Linked DNA regions of Mus musculus: region 2 is linked to region 1. The links are chromatin loops, found by intact Hi-C in ENCODE. Cell type or tissue: left cerebral cortex. All regions are shown on one strand. Each heading gives the region's core, and the rest is flanking DNA. Links, peaks and the distances in the headings are about the cores only. Region 1 holds the start of Shtn1 (shootin 1). Region 2 has its middle 20 kb from the start of Kcnk18.

The links. Hi-C counts contacts between places; a loop is a spot of excess contacts. Peaks named below come from ENCODE experiments on the same cell type or tissue, not always from the same donor. Only the 100,000 strongest peaks of a DNase experiment are listed, where the experiment ranks them.
Region 2: it touches region 1 in a loop (2.1-fold over the local background); 2 of 42 quality-filtered maps call a loop at or near these places.

The regions. Positions count from the first base shown.
Region 1 is chr19:59,070,201-59,078,536 of GRCm38, reverse strand. It overlaps Shtn1 (shootin 1), which reads left to right and starts at 2,468. Exons shown (of 17, transcript NM_001114312.1): 1 at 2,468-3,082. The coding sequence starts at 3,025. In left cerebral cortex, for the core only: no CTCF peak of the experiment used is centred there; DNase peaks (open chromatin) are centred at 2,882, 3,525, 3,592 and 3,896; H3K4me3 peaks cover 1,739 bases; H3K27ac peaks cover 1,592 bases.
Region 2 is chr19:59,195,349-59,203,684 of GRCm38, reverse strand. No RefSeq gene overlaps it. Among named protein-coding and RNA genes, the nearest start is that of Kcnk18, 20 kb to the left of the region's middle. In left cerebral cortex, for the core only: CTCF peaks have their summits at 483, 5,292 (motif pointing right) and 7,186; DNase peaks (open chromatin) are centred at 5,348 and 7,201.

The sequences.
Region 1 (8,336 bases), core at 143-8,142:
TTATTAAGCAGAACAAAAACTAATTATATAACTCTATCCTTCCTATCAATATTCATGCCATATAAATAAGTCATTGTAACAGAAGCTCTGTATCCCAAGAAGTAAATCTAATAGTTAGCCTAATAATTCATAGCATGGCCTCAGGATAATAGGGCTTTGTTTTTCAGGTGGCTATTTTAATTCAAAGAGGGTACATGGAATTCATTTCAATGAGCCACCGATTCACTGTGAGGCCAAAACATTTCAATTTGAGACTCTCAAACTCCCCAGACATCATACTGTTGTTGGAATTGACAATTCTATCAGCCATTTAAAAGAGTGGAGATTTGTAAACCAATCTAAATATCAACAGGACATCCTGCTTCCCTGTGATGGAGCTGGAGAAGGTACTTCTGGTTCCTTGGGTTTGGTCATAGGCTAACAAGCTTCATGGCTGCCTTACAAAGCTAGGTAGTTATTTCTGATCACTTGAATCTCCTCTCTCTCTCTCTCTGTGTGTGTGTGTGTGTGTGTGTGTTTCTAGAAATAAATTATCATTCATTTCACAAAACACCTGGTGGCAGCCCATCCTCATATGGTCATGCAATTGGCTAAAAACTCGCATATCTCCTACCTTTCAAGTCCTAGGACTAAAAAGGTAACCCCAGGAGAAAGACCATGTGGTTATCTTTTGGGATCATTGAAGGAGCTCTAACTACCCCAGGCATGTTAACATGTCAAGCATGGCTCTGGCAAGCCTTGCCCTTCTCTTCTATTCCCCCTGTCTTGGCTAAAAACCATTAGATTACATTGCTAAAACTAACCATCAAAATCTATTCCCTTATTTGGCCACTCCCTCCTCCTGAGGCTGACTACCAAGGTTCAGCAATCTAAGTGTTGAAGTCCGGGAAACAAAAGCCCCTTTGACTCACCTAATTAACATGCCCAATTAAAATTAAACACCTCATCCTAACATAGGGTTTCTCCCCTTACCTTATATAAACCACCATTTTCCTATGGGCCATGTCTGGCTCCCATCTAGAGGCTGTCCTTTGTCTTTCTAGGACAAATACCATGTCCCCTCCTCCCTTGTTCCCTTTTCCTTCTCCCTCATCCTCTATCTCCTGTCTTTGTTTCTTACTCCTTGACCTTTGTCCTTTTGGGGCAAATCTTTGGGCAGAGAACTTGGTCTTGTGTGTCCTGAGCCTATACCAATCTTTATGATCATCACTGTAGCTGACTGGAAAATATTTTGAACTTATGAAACATTCTTATGAAACATTCCAGGAAGGACCAAATAGCAAAATCCCCACACTGAAATAATTTCATAAAGTTCCATCTTTCATTCTTTTTACTTAGAAATCCACACTGCCACCTCAGGCCACCCGAACAGTTAAACTATGCATTCTAAACCACTGCCATTTCTTAAAAGGGAATAGCCGATTCTGATTTTTCAACGGTCACCACGAGATGGTATGAATAATGAGTACCAGAAAGATACTGGTAATAGGATCTATGGGAATATCAATACACGTCTCCTGGCAGGGCCACTACCAGCCGAGTTGGGGCGTTTGCCTAAATTGAGACGCAAGGAATGAAGAGCTGGTGTTCTATATGAGTTTAGAGAGGATGAAGAAAACGAGGGCTGTGCAGAAGGCTCACTTAACCCGGATTTATCTGGAGCGCTTAATGATTGGAATAAAGAACTGTGCTTTTCTCAACTTGTTATTAGCAACCATAACACCTGTAATCATAAAAAACAAAAAATCCTCTGCGCAGAGCAGGCGGCATACCTATCCATTCGGTCCACCTTATTGGAGGTGGACCGGATGGATTGTGGGGCCTTAGCGCATGCTAGACAAGCACTTCTATTTTTTAGATTTGATGTTGTGGTCAAATTCCTCTCCCTGTTCAATTTTTTAAATTCTAAAAGAGTATGCTTTATTATTTCCATTCTTTAGACCAATTCCAGAGCTTGGGAGAGTCAAGCAAATGTTAGGAGAACTAGAGTTGGAGAATGCAAGCCTGCCTAGATATGTTTGCCCAGGTCTACCCCAGAGTTGGGTGTAAATGCCACCGAGGGTCCTTAAGAGAGGCAAGGACTGTCTTCAGTCCTTACACAGGAGGCTCCCTGTCATGCAACAAAGTGACCTTGGGTATTCAGAGTGCAGTGCCAGCCTCCCCAAGATGCAAGATCCTCCCACCGGAACCAGATGACCTTCCCTGCAGTTCTGGCCTGGTGAGGCACTTGGAGGCAGGGCCCAGGTTCTGACTCTGGCCTCTTCACACACGCTGGAACTGCGATCAGACTGCCACGCCCCCATCACCTCTTCTCTCTCTCTCTCTCTCTCTCTCTCTCTCTCTCTCTCTCTCTCTCTCTCTCTCTCTCTCTCTCTCTCCCTCCCTCCCTCCCTCCCTCCCTCCCTCCCTCAGACTGCTACCCACTACCCCCTACTCCTCAAGACTGCGGTGACTCAATTAGCCAGACAGACTGCAAACATGCACTTGCTTGGTGGACAGGTGCATGGTGTAGAACAGAGGGTTTTCCAGCCCTGGCTCCAATGAGCAGTGACTGAGAACTAGGATAGGAGCCTGGTCCTCTGGGGTCCGTCCGGTCCTGCTCAGATCCGCTGTCCAGCTCTAGGGTGGCGGACCTGGGGAACCCGGGTCGAGTCTCCATGGTGCGCGCCTCGGGTGGAAAGCCTGGCGCAGCGGCGGCCTTAGCAGAACCGCATACAGCCACCTGGGAGGATCGCAGGCGCCCCAGGGCCGTGACACTTCACCCGCCTCCAGCGGCCCACGCCCCTACCGGGCCAGGCGCCCAGACCCGCCCGCCGCAGGTGGGGCAGCCAGGGCCCGCGAGTAGGTGCGTGGGATGATCTCACCGCGTGCGGCGCGCCAGGAGGAGGAGGAGCGGGAGCGATCCCAACTTCCGGGTAGTGCAGCCGCACGCCGCGCCACCGGCATCTTGCTTTCTGCTCCCCCTCCCCCGTGTCCCCCTCGCCTCTCCCTCCTTGCCTTTTATCCCCAGCCCCACCCGCCAAAATGAACAGCTCGGACGAGGAGAAGCAGCTGCAGCTCATCACCAGCTTGAAGGAGCAAGGTAGGTGGGCCGGCTGCCGCAGGTGCCCAGCAGCGGCCTCGGGCGGGACAGCTCTGGGCGCAGCCGCAGGTGCCAGCCGTGGCCAAGGGACCGTGAGGCCGCCGCGGTCACCCCGCATCCCCAAGCGCCATGGGGTGCAGCGCCCTGGGCGGAGGAGCTGCAGCGTCTTCCCGCAGTGGGATCGCGCGCCCTGCAGGACTAGGGCGCGCGACCCGGGCAAAGGGACACGCGTCGGGCGTGGACAGGGTCAGGGCACGCACCTCAGTCCACGCGGGAGTAGCGAGCCGGGTAGGGTAGGATCGCTGGGCGCCGGGTAGTGGCTCAGTTGGCCTGGCTCCTAGCTGAGGCCGCACCCTTGCACACTTTGGCGTTCCTGGGCCTGCAGCGTTCCCTTCTTTTGGGTTCGGTCTAGTTCCTTTTTCTTTACCCAGCTGGGATTTTTCAGGGAACCGATGTGTTCTTATCACTTCCCATTTTTAGCAATTTATTAGTCAGTGAGTCGACACCCTGCCTGTGTGGGGCTTAATGAGGAAGCGGGGCTGGGGCTGGAAATCCAGGCCGTTTTGCATGCTTTTCTCTACCGCTTGGTAGCTAATGATTGCCATCAGAACATTTGTGAACAAAGCAAGATCCTAGAGACAGTTAATCTGACACACTTTAAAAATACCACGACTAATTATCCTGTTCAAAGTGTGGTTTGAGAATATGGGTCAAGAAAGAGGAACTGCACAGGTTTAGGAGGTAAAAGGTCATGCATGCTCTTTGCTGCAGGACTTGCTAACATTGGAAGGGCCCTGCTCAATGGTCCTATTCCTCTTCTTGACTCAGCTCTCCAGGAAGTTGGTGTCTTCCCATCACTGAGTCTTGTGACTGAGCCAGGTGGCTTAAGAGGTCCTAGCAAGGACTTGAGCCGCTTGCTGCTCTTCAAATCCATCAGCCACACTTCCGCAGAAAGGGCTCCACAGCACTGTACTGTGTGACCTCAGGGGAGTTACCTAACCTCGCTGAAATGGATGAAGCACTTTTCCCTATGTGGCATCTAGAAATCCAGAATGGGTGTTAATTGCTTTCATTTCCCCCTCTCATCTGCAATTAGCCTGAAGTCAGCCCACATCGCACCTGTGACTCAATGGATGGACAGAATGCCTTATTTGTAATCCTTCAAGTATTTTCATAGAAGATTGGATTTCACTAGTATTTACTTTTAATAACAATTTCCCGTGTCTCACACCCGAAGACTTTTGATTCATTACTCTGGACTTATGAAAACTTTTGGTATTAATACCAGATCTTTTGATGGATGGTCATCTTGCAAATGATTGTAAAACAAAGTAAAATATGTTACTTCCTTTTATTATTTTATTGTAATTCTCAGAGTGCACTAACAGTGACCACATCCACACATATCTCCTCAGGCCTTTTGCTGGACTGATGTTTGAAGAAGGGAGGGTTCCTAAGTGTCTAGCGCTTTCTGTTGTGTTGTATTGGAAAACAAATTTGTGGCCTTAGTATTTCTAAAGGTTCTGTTTTCCTGAGGAAGGGCGTACCAGGAGAATAGAACTTAGGTTTGTGTCTCTTGAGAGTACTCTTGGTTTTGGACATTGGACTGGTCACATAGATACTATTTGTTCAGTCTATGGTGAGATTTTCATATCTTAAAACCAGACTGCGTTAAAAGACTTATTTAGGAGTTTTTAATGGCTATTTTACCTGTGGAATTAGCTGGGAAGTTGGGGATTTGAGGTGTAAACATGGCAACCAGGTCTTTGGGTATACCAGTATTATGGTCAGGTTTTTTTGTGGTGATGGTGAGCTGTTGCCATGGTGAGTCAGTCTCCCAACCTAATATGAACAAGGAGAAGATTTTTGGTTGGATGCTCCGTTTTCCTTGTTCACTGCTAACATGTTTATGTTTTTGTTTCTGTAACAACTATCAGTTACTTAACATGCACAAGGCCCCTGTTTCGGACTCCGTAGCTATAGATAGTGAATCAGATCATCCTGGCTCTTAGGAAGTTTCTCATCTGGTCGACAGTCATTAATCAAAGAGGCGTGCAAGTCAATAGACTACTGTTGCTTCTAAGATGGGTTCTTAGGGATGGACTGTTGGATTCGGTGGCATGCATGTTATGATGTTCTGCCATTCAGTAAGAAGCCCTCCTCTGTCACTAACTCTGCCAGTTTCTGTTCCCCCAGCAAAGCCCTCGTCATCATTTGCTGGTTAACATGCGCTGACAGTAGTCGTCAGCTGGCCAGCCTGGCAGGTTTCTGAATGTCTGCCATCGGAACTGGCAACATGCCTCCTTTAAAACCTACATTGCTCTGGCTACAAGTGAAGTTTGGATCTTCACCTATTTGTATTGACCATTTTGGTCTTCTCATGCAGTTGCCCCCATTGATGAGCTTTAAGGCTGAGACTTGAACCTGTTCCCCAGGGAAGGGTGTTCAGGAGGGAGGCTGCTGTGTGAACTGCAGAGCTGACAACAGCCTTCTCTAGTGGGAGCCTTCAGTGTTGAGAGTAACGTTGTGCTTGACAAAAGTTGTGAAATGCATTGACGGAGTCTGTCATAATATGAACAATCTCTAATTTATATGTACCATTCCCCGGCTCTGTGTCTTATAAGTCACACCCACTTCTGAATTACTCCACAACATTGTATGTTCCCGTCTACTGAATGCTATAATTAGGTATATTATGTCTTTCTAGAAAGTTATATTATGTCCCTTAAAAAAAAAATTAGCCAGTGTGTGATTTTTTTTTTTATGTTCAAGCAGATGCTGAGGTAATGAGGTAATTCTCCTTTTGTCTTCTCCCCCCTCAGGCTTTATTTTATTGGGCTGATTGACATTGTTAATGCATGGACAAATGGCAACTTAGGATACTATTTCCGATGCATATTTCCCAGCTATCAAAGTGGACATTTCCCTTACAAAACATCATACAATTTTCTCTCTCTCTGTAGAATTCTCTTGGAAAATGATAGACTTAGTTCAGCATTTGTTGAAGGTGCATGGCTTTCTGGGTGATTCATTCAACAAGCATACACTGAATATTCATAGCCAGGCACTGGGCAAGGCAGCAGAGACCAGTGAATAAGACCTGGTCCTTGATGGTGGTGACTTTCTGGGTCTACAGACAGTATTAAATCTAGGAAGTGTGTCTGGTTGGCTTATATGTGTCATGGATTCTGGTCTTTTGGTCAGGGAGCAGCTTTAGTGGAGTCCTCCACACACCACACGTACACACATACATGTCCACATACACAGAAAGTCCATGGATTACCAATGCTGTTCAATGCAGAATGGGCCACCAGCATTGAAGGGCCTAACCCAAACAGCAGGTACCTATTAGTCATCATAGCAAGGCAGTGCTGTTTGGAACTTGGTGATGATGATGTGTGATTGTCATTTCACAATGTGCATGAGACTTTTTTCGACTTCCTCTTTCCCTCTCCCCACTTTCTTCCTTCTTAGGGCTAAGGATGGGATCTAAACCTTTATATATGCTAGGCAAGTATTTTACCACTGAACCTTTAACCTGATAACCTTTAACCTTTAACCTGATAACAGTATTCTCAGAAAGGACCAGTGACAACTAGAATCAAAATCTGTGGTCATTCTAGGGTAAATACGACTTAAAACAATTATTCTGTTGTAAGATTTTTATTTTTTTATCTTTTGAGGCATATATCATGTAAGCCTCAAACCCCATGGTAGCAGATGATGACCTTGAACTTCTGGTCCTCTGCCTTCCCTTCCAAGTACTGGGATTGCAATACTAGCCTGTGGGATTGCAACACGAGCCTGTAGGCTTGTACCAGCACAGCCCAGTACAGATGATTGGGTAACACAGAGCTAATTCTTAAGGTGCAGCTTCTTCCTAGAGCAAGCTAGTGTGACTCATGGGTGCCTTTTCCAGGGTTCCTTTGGCTTCCGGGGGAGAAATCTGTGGGGACATTATTGTAGTTAAAGGAGCCCAGGCTGTCTCGAGGCCATACTTCATGTGTAAGTGAAGCCGAGTTACTACACTAAGAGATGCATGCACCCAGAGTCCCTCAACCAAAGGCATTTGGAAATGACATGGGTGTCTTGGCTTCATGCACAAACTTGGTTTTTCAGCAATGTTTTTCTGAGCATGGTCCAAGAGTTGCCTATTTCTGAGTCACCAGGTGGGTATTAGGATCATAGTTTACTCCCAAGGTCAGTGAGCTCTGCTGAGGAGTTGGCAACTAGGCCCTCAGGAGATGGACCTTCAGGGGCTGGAGCCATGTCTGCTGCTCAGAGATGCCCCCCCCCAGGACTGGAGCCATGTCTGATGCTCAGAGTCCCCCAGCCCCCAGGACTGGAGCCATGACAGCTGCTCAGAGCCCCCTCTCCATTAACACTAGTCCCAGGGAATGGAGTCCTCCTTTTGTTTATAAAATATTAACTAAAAGTGAAATTTATAACATTATTTTTCTTCTAACCCATTATTCCCCAATCTGTGTTTTACTCTCTCTTTCTAAAGAGAAGGTATTTAATATACTGTGACCTTGGGAGGGCCAAGACTTTTTTTCCCTATTGAAAATAGTGCTTTTGGTAATGGACTGGAGTTAAAGGCATGTGTATGAATTTATATTAGCTTATTGTAGACATAGATTGTTACATGTAGCAATATTTATATTTTATATATATACACACACACTTATGGGTACATATTTATATATATGTATACACACACACACATATTCAGAACATGGGTGCTAATAATGCCCTTTGATAAAAGAAACATGGTTGGTCTCCAAGGGAAATGGCTGGTTTTCGAGATACCCAAATATGCCCGATGAGCCTGGAACAGTCCGTGGTTCCCAAACCTAAGGAAGTGCTCCAACTAATAAGCTCACGTGATGGGACTGTGTCCAAGAGTCACAGAAGCCAATGGAAGAGTTGTCTACTGGCCAAAGTTGGGACAGTTAAAAACAGACAAGATATAACAGGACACAAAGCACTGTGTGTGTAGTGAGATAGAGTATAGGATATGATAAAAATGGCATCTTATCTGACTTTCCCTTAAAAATCTTGGAGTCTCATGTACTCTTGAGGAAAACATCAGATTCTACTCAAAGCCTGAGCAACACTCCTTGAAACTGCCCAGTGTCCACCAAGGGAGAAGCAACAGTCTGGGCATGGCAGTGTCAAAGGGGCACACAGGGCCAGAGTCAACCTCAGCTAGGCTAGACTGGGCTACATGAGACCTTGTTCCTGTCACCTCACT
Region 2 (8,336 bases), core at 317-8,316, 120 kb before region 1:
CAAGTTGGGGGCCAATCTACCCACCGAACCTGCAGAACTAAAGAAAAAGACTCCAATCTGTCCTGCAGGGTGCATATTACTCCTCTCTTGAATTGTTAAATTCTAATTATAGGCTGTTGGTTCCTGTTAGAGGCGTTTGTAAGCCTAAATGCTGTTGCACACGGGTCTTTTGCCAATAGGTGTGTTTTCGCTGTTGTTGTTGTATAAAACATGTATAAACATGTATAAAACATGTTTGCGCATTTGAAGGACCAGAGCAGCTGAGTGTTCTTCAACATGTTGGGGGGGGGGGAAATAGGTGAAATATGACTCAGAACTGAGAGGGGGTGAAGAAAAACAAGTCTACTTAGTTTTAGTGTTTATTTAGGAGAAATTTCTGGAATGCTCTGCTCTTCCAAGTGTCAGAAAAGTGGACACCTTCTCAGGGATACTCATCGACTATCCATCCACCCAAGGTCAGGCGATTCTCACAGCTTTCACTGTAATTGCCCCAGTTAACCACTGGCTGGAGCTGTAGAGATCATTGTCAATAACATATGGAAGTCTGCAGAGGAGTCATGTGGGAGCTGTCAATGCTTAGACAATGCTCAGTGCACAGTAGGTGCTTAATTAGTGTATTTCATCATACATGCTGCATTTGGTAGTAGTCAATTATGATACAGAAGTTAACAAAAACAGGAAGCAAGTCAGAAGGTCATGAGACATAAGGAAAATGTGTAGGGTGTGTCCAGTAGGACTCAGGAAATACAGTGGACTTCACTGGGAAAGACAGACAAATTGAACAGAATATATGGTAGGACAGACCAGAGTACACTGTACAGGAAGGGAAAGAGACAGTGTTGTAAGGTGCAAACATCTGCATTAGGCTGACAGCCATGTTATCCCCTAATTCAGCCAATCATTTGGTGATGCCCATTGAGGTCCCAAATACATTCTGCAGCAAAAGCAAGGGGAAGCTGTGTGTATCCAGTCCTGGGTATGCTTTCACCAGAGTAGGGGAACAGATTTCTAAAGTAAAGTGGGTGCCATTGCTACAGAATCCCTCTCTCTACTGGGTCCCCTCACTCTCCATCAGAAATCCCATCACTAAGGGGGAAATTAATGTGGAGAGAGTTATGGAAGAGACTGGAGACAATGCATGATTAGATTAGCTACTTATCCTGTTGCTTCGGTAAGATATCCTGACAAACGTAACTTACAAACGAGTTTATTCTGGCTCATAGTCTGAGGGTCCAGCATGGTGGCAGGAGCTCGAGGCAGCTGGTCACATGGCACCCGCAGTCAGAAAGCACACACTGATGGGTGGAGTTTTCATCCTGCTCCTCCTCTTCATTCAGTCCAAGGAAAGACAACCACCTTAATTAACCTAATGTAGATGATCCCTCACAGACATACCCATGATTGTTCACTCCATAACTCTGAATTCCACCAAGATGATAAAACAATCACAATGCTAGAGACTAAGATGGAGATAGGCAGGAGAGAGAGTGAGAAGTCAGGAGGGAGGGGAGGGGAGGAGTGAGAAGGAAGGAAAAGAGACTGAAGTATTGTATAACCCCAAACTCAGGGACTATCTCTTTCCTCTTGCATCTTATTATGTTTTAAATTTATTCATTACGCTGTACAATTCAAGCATCCAGTGATCCAAACTTGACCTGACCCCTTCTACCCCATCTCCTCCAGAACAGCTCATCCTGCGGGGCACATGGAGGTTAATTTCACACACAACACATTGAAATGATGCATTGTGAGTTCTTTGCAAGAACTACTGGTTAGGGTGAAGTTAGGGTTAAACTAGTTTCTAAATCCAGCTTCCAATAAAAATAAATCATTCCGACAATTATTCATTGTGTTATGGGCTAAGAATACACTGATGAGAAAGCAGCTGTGGCCTTTACCCCCATGCAGCTTACAGAGACAGAAAGGCAGTGGGGAAAAACAAAACACCAGGAAATGTAAAGTCTGAACAATGGCGAGTCCTGCGTGATGTGGGAACTTGAGCCATTCAAAGCAGGTGAGAGACAAACCAAGTGAAAGTCATAGGTTCTGTAGATGGAGCGTCCGTGCATAGGCCATGTGATCCAACGATGTCAACATCCGTCAGCCCTGGTTCCTATGCTGGATCCCATGTTGGATGCAGAAATACAGACCTGACCCTTGACAAGCACACACACACACACACACACACACACACACACACACACACACACACGCACAAGCCAGGAGTATCCTTAGAGAAACTTGGGGTCCTAACTAAGTAACTTTGTTTCATTCTGGCCATCTTTGGCTTCTGAATATGCTAAAGGCACCATGGACTTGGGATAAAAAGCTGACCACACATGGCTAGGACAATTTCTCAATAATAGATGGTGGCCAAGGAGACATGAAGCCCTAAGTTTGGCCTCCCAGCACTGCAAAAGGTGGGCAAAAACTTTCCCTGGTTCCAGTCTTTTAGAACTAATTCAAAATTCAAAAGAAATAACTGAAACCCAGTTTTCAAATCTTCACAATTTATTTAAACACCTCACTGAATTCCATCCCTGGATGAAATAGTCAAGATACTCCTCATTGTCCTATGGTAAACTTTGCAGGAAGTATTTCTCATCTTCATAGCAACCATGGGAAGTAACATTAGTAACATTAGTACTCAGAGAAGTAACATTAGTACTCAGAGAAGTAACATTAGTAACATTAGTACTCAGAGAAGTAACATTAGTACTCAGAGAAGTAACATTAGTACTCAGAGAAGTAACATTAGTAACATTAGTACTCAGAGAAGTAACATTAGTACTCAGAGAAGTAACATTAGTAACATTAGTACTCAGAGAAGTAACATTTGTACTCAGAGAAGTAACATTAGTAACATTAGTACTCAGAGAAGTAACATTAGTACTCAGAGAAGTAACATTAGTACTCACTCAGAGAAGTAACATTAGTACTCAGAGAAGTAACATTAGTAACATTAGTACTCAGAGAAGTAACATTAGTACTCAGAGAAGTAACATTAGTACTCAAAGAAGTAACATTAGTACTCAGAGAAGTAACATTAGTAACATTAGTACTCAGAGAAGTAACATTAGTACTCAGAGAAGTAACATTAGTACTCAGAGAAGTAGCATTAGTACTCAGAGAAGTAACATTAGTACTCAGAGAAGTAACATTAGTACTCAGAGAAGTAACATTAGTACTCAGAGAAGTAACATTAGTAACATTAGTACTCAGAGAAGTAACATTAGTACTCAGAGAAGTAACATTACTACTCACTCAGAGAAGTAACATTAGTACTCAGAGAAGTAACATTAGTAACATTAGTACTCAGAGAAGTAACATTAGTACTCAGAGAAGTAACATTAGTACTCAGAGAAGTAACATTAGTACTCAGAGAAGTAACATTAGTAACATTAGTACTCAGAGAAGTAACATTAGTACTCAGAGAAGTAACATTAGTACTCAGAGAAGTAACATTAGTACTCAGAGAAGTAACATTAGTACTCACTCAGAGAAGTAACATTAGTACTCAGAGAAGTAACATTAGTAACATTAGTACTCAGAGAAGTAACATTAGTACTCAGAGAAGCAGACAAATACCATCCCCAAGTCAACCAGAGAATCCAAGCCTCCAGCTTAAGTTCTATAAAAACCAAGGGATCCTCCAGGAATCCGGGTGCAGATGAAGCTTTAGTGAATTCGGTAGACATCCTTGATGCTCAGGCATACCAGTCTTGGTTCTGAGGTTGTGTTGTTAGTGTTTCAGCTATCTCTGGGGAAGGACACGAACAAGTATCTACTTACCCAAGACAAGATAGGGAACCCAAGACAGACTGAAATATGGATCCCACCAAAGTTCAAACTTGGTGAACCCATGTTTATTGGGGTTACTTTCAGGAATCTGGGCAAGGTGTTGTTTGCAGGAGCACAGATGACTCAAAGACAGCTGGCTGCTATCATCTAAGTACACCCAACATGTGTGACTGCTCATGTAAGCTGGAAACCTGGGGCATACTGTATAGCCTGCAGGAAGCTCAACAGGTAAGAGGATATCTCTTCCTGGCAGCTTATCTGGTCTTTGCCTTTCCTGGGCAGCTTATCTAGTTCAAGCCTCTTGCAGGCAGTTTCTCTTGTCTGAGAATGTCTCTCAGCAGTCCTCCCTGCTTATACAAGCTTTGTAGAGAGGAGCTACTGAATCTGGTCAGTTTCAGGGACTTCCTGGAGCTTCTGAGTTGTATATTCCCTGAGTCTTAAAGAAACTCCTGTTAGAACATCAGGAGTCCTGAGGAGCTTCCTCCAGGTTCTATGGATCAAGTCATGAAACTACTATTCAACAGATTGTACTAAAGTTTTGGTGAAGGGGTTGTCTTTTGGGAACAGATTTGTCATGATTTTGTTATTTGACCCCCCAGGAGCTCATTATAATTCTGTTTTGTCTTTTGGTGACATTTGAAACTACTCATAAAACATTTTCTGAAACAAGTGCTGGGCTAGGCTCTGTGATCAATTTCTTTATCCCCAGCTCTCAGAGAAGTTCATCTCCACAAGTAGATGATTTGAGGGTCAGCTTTGAGAACTGGAAACATGAGAAGCGAAACCAGATTACCAGGCCTCGAGTATGTTTTACCCAATTGGGCCACTGTGTCAAATTTCAAGGCCATGTGCTCCCTGAGACAGTCCTGCCAGTCATCATACCCTCAAGACTTCAGTGGACAACAGCCCCTGACTTTCTAATTCTGTAGCAGAAAAGTGACCACGCCTCTTCCTTCCCTGTAAAAACGAGAAAAGAGGAGGGCAGGGTGCCATCCTAGTGGAGGTACAGAGCAAGTTATCTGTGTTCTAATGTACAAGGCTGGATTAGACCCATCAGGCAGGCAAGGCAGGTGTCAATCCACCATTTCCCATTTGCAAACACTCTCGGTACAATTCCCCCCTTGATTTTGGTTTAGAGGAACCTTTTCTCTCTCTGAAGGGGTTTTCAAAGTATAAACAGCACTATTCATGTAGCCTTAGGCATCTGGGAACACTGCATGGCAGAGAGGTTTGCATCACAGTTGCCTCCCCATTTCATAAATCAGATGGACCAGTGAGTGGGGGTGACACAGTCTCTTTAACAATCCCGATAGATGTAAACATGTATCATTACTTTCTGCCTTGGGGGAAGGGTTTTGGAAAGAGAAGCATGTGTGCATCCATGTTTGTACATGTGCGGCGCATGTTCCTTTTCTCAGACCGACATTTACCTCGAATCTCCTTATGTATCTGGTGGCAAAGGTGGTAAGACGAGGGGGTGAGTTCTAAGTCCTGCCACCAGGGGGCGCTGAGTCCCTTGCACGTGCTGCTGACAGCTCCATCCAGATGTTTACCCCTAGCTCCATGGTAGAAATGTCTTGGGTCAGAGTTAGGGCCAAGTGTTTGGTCCTTAGGTTCTAAGTCTACCCACAGTGTGGATAGTGCCTGGAGAGAGGGCTGTGTGGGTTCAGGGCCTGGCTCCTGAGTTTACAACCACCTGTTGAGGAACCCAGGGGTAACTGCATGGAGCCAACCTCTGGGGAACCCCAACCAAGCCTACTTTCTGATGGCATCTTAGTACAGTGACCTAGGCCTCGGTTTATGATAGGAGATGATCAGACTTTATGCTGTGAGGGTCCAAATAGGGTTCAGAGGTGTCCTTCCTTAAGTCCCCTCTCCACCTCTGCAGTCTTCCAGGGGACTCAATGACTTCCTCCATGACCAGCTACAAGAGCAGCCTTGGCAGAGGAGAAAGTAGGGGTTCCTTGCATGTGGTGCTCAGATTAGTCAAGATAACCTCAGTATACCTTGGGGACCAGAGAAGGGGGTCTCAGCCAGAGGGCTTCAAACCACCCTTGAGTTCTTGGGGTTCCACAGCTGGAAATTTCCACTGCAGTCTCAACAAAGTAGATGAGGTGGAAAGCAGAAAATGCTAGCCACTGTAAGACGTTACACAACTTGGTGGCTCGGAGCTTTGGTCTTTCAAGCAGGGGTTAGTTTCATGCCATCCTCCAGCCATGTTCTAGCTGTGGAATCTTGAGAAATTACTCTGTTTGCTGAACCGGTTGCTTGTTTTGTAACATGAAGCTTTAAAAGCTCTGGCCTGGGAAGGTGGTTCTGAGGTTAAAAAGCATGCACTGTTCTTGCAGAGGATCTGAGTCTGGTCCCTGGAACTAGCTAGCATCAAGAGACTCACAATTGCCTCTAACTCCACTGCAGGGGAGCTGATGCCCTCTTCTTGGCTTCCTGGGTATGAACTCATTTGCACACGTATGCACACGTATTCATACATGAGATAAAACACATCTTAGAAAACAAAAACTAAAACAAAACCTTGGGAGCTGGAGAGTTAGCTCCATGGTTAAGAGCACTTGGTCTTGCAAAGGACCAGGGTCTGATTCCCAGCACCCACAGGGAGCCTTGCTGCTTCCTCAGCCTCAGGCATCAGGCATGCATGTGGTGCACAGACATACATGCAAGCAAAACACGCATACACACAAAATAAAATAAATATAAATGATAAATAAATAAATCTTAAAAAAAAACCAACCTCTACTTTTGTGCGGACAGCATTAGATGAAGTGAGATTGCCCGCGGTAATTGTTGGACAGGTGACTTGCACCCCTTAAGGATATTGTATCAATTAATCTTCATCACCACTATAGAAAACCACACAAGGAAACCTGTATACGGGAAGGAAAAGTAACTTACCTAAGTCAACCTGTCTCTCCTGGTCTCAACACACTCTTCTCTATCTGGGCCAGCCCCAAAGCTTGAAACAAACTATCCAGTAGGGCTGAACTTGTGGTTAGGTCGTGCTGAGGTCAGGGAACACAGCCTCTGCGGCAGCTTCCCAATAGAAATCTGAGCTCCAGCCATGTTTGTCCTCCTTCCTTAGGTACATTTCGACCAGGTCACCGGGAGCCTGCGCTCCTGTCCCCTCCTAGATGGAAATCATTGTTTTCCTGCAGCCTCTCCTCTCCAGTTCACCCTACAGCCTAGATCCTGGATCCCTTTGGGGAGAACAGAACTGAGGCTCTTACAAGAGTTGGGGGTCCTTCTTCAGGCCTCTGAAATGGCTTGGCTAGCAGGGATGTGATCTGGAAAGATAAGGCTGAGTTCACCCCAGTGGGCAGGAAAGAAGCCCTGAGGCTGAGCGGAGCGGTTTGTGCGCCAGTTGCCAGGGGGCAGTGCTGTGCAGCGAATGCGGCACCCAGGCTACCACTGCGCCACTCTCTCAGAGAAGCTGTAGAGGTCCCCTCAGGGCTCTCCTGACCCCAACAGCCCCATCCGCCCCAGCACAGGGAAAAAAAAATCGCCATGGTCCCTTTGCTGGAAGAACTCAGCTTGGCTGTCTTTAGTGGATAAAAATAACAGACACCGTGTGGGTTTCCACCACTAACTTAGAGAAACGCCAACTGAGGTGGCAGGGTACCCCGTTTTTTATAGGCCTTTCGAGAACAGTAAGGTGACTTTAAGGATGGCGATTGAGAGGGACTTCCTCTTTTTGAGACTCCTGAAAATGCAGAGACCACTTTTGAGAGTAAAAGAGGAGGGTGGGCCACCCGCTTTCGGTGAATTTTACCAATGTACAAGCTCTTTCGGGGGAATCGGCTGGTGGAAGGCACAAGGCCACCATGGCCAACGGAGAGATTTCTCCCCAAAGGACTAGTGGAGTTTCGGTGTGACCCTGGCCCTGGAGTCGTGTTTGGGAAAATGTCTTTCCCAACTTTAACCCACAAGTCTGAGTGCAGATTGGAACCTTCAGAAGCAGAGGGCGGACAGGACGGGCCATGCACAGGGGTTTCCCTCTGGTCCCCTTCCCGCCCCCCACCCCCACCCCAGTTTCCCTGCAAGAAAGAGCACAGAAAGCTTGGGAAATATAAACCGGACATGATTCTTTTTAAACTCCTTATTCTGGTTGTTTGTCTTTGTTTTCCTCTCTTCACCTCCACTTTGCAATAAATAAAATCAAAGGGTAGCTGCCTGTCCATGTGTGAATACCATGCCGGCGACTGCTCTTTGAAGAATCCACATTTTAAAATTGTATTCCATGAGCTCGGAGGAAGAACCCACAAACTGCTGTGATGTAATTTGAAACCATCAATAGCCCCTCTTAAGGTTGTCTTTATTGTGGGAAGTCAAGGTAATGGTTTTGCCGCTGTCTAATTTCTTCCCGATGTACAGCTTAGCTTTTACAGCCTTACAATGAAAGGCGTCGATCTGAGGCCCTTTTTGTGGCCGATTAACAGTTTAAACTGGTTTCCTAACCCTGTCACAACTAGTGGTCTGATAGAAATAGTTTCTGTGGGGACATTCATAACTCTGCAAATAAT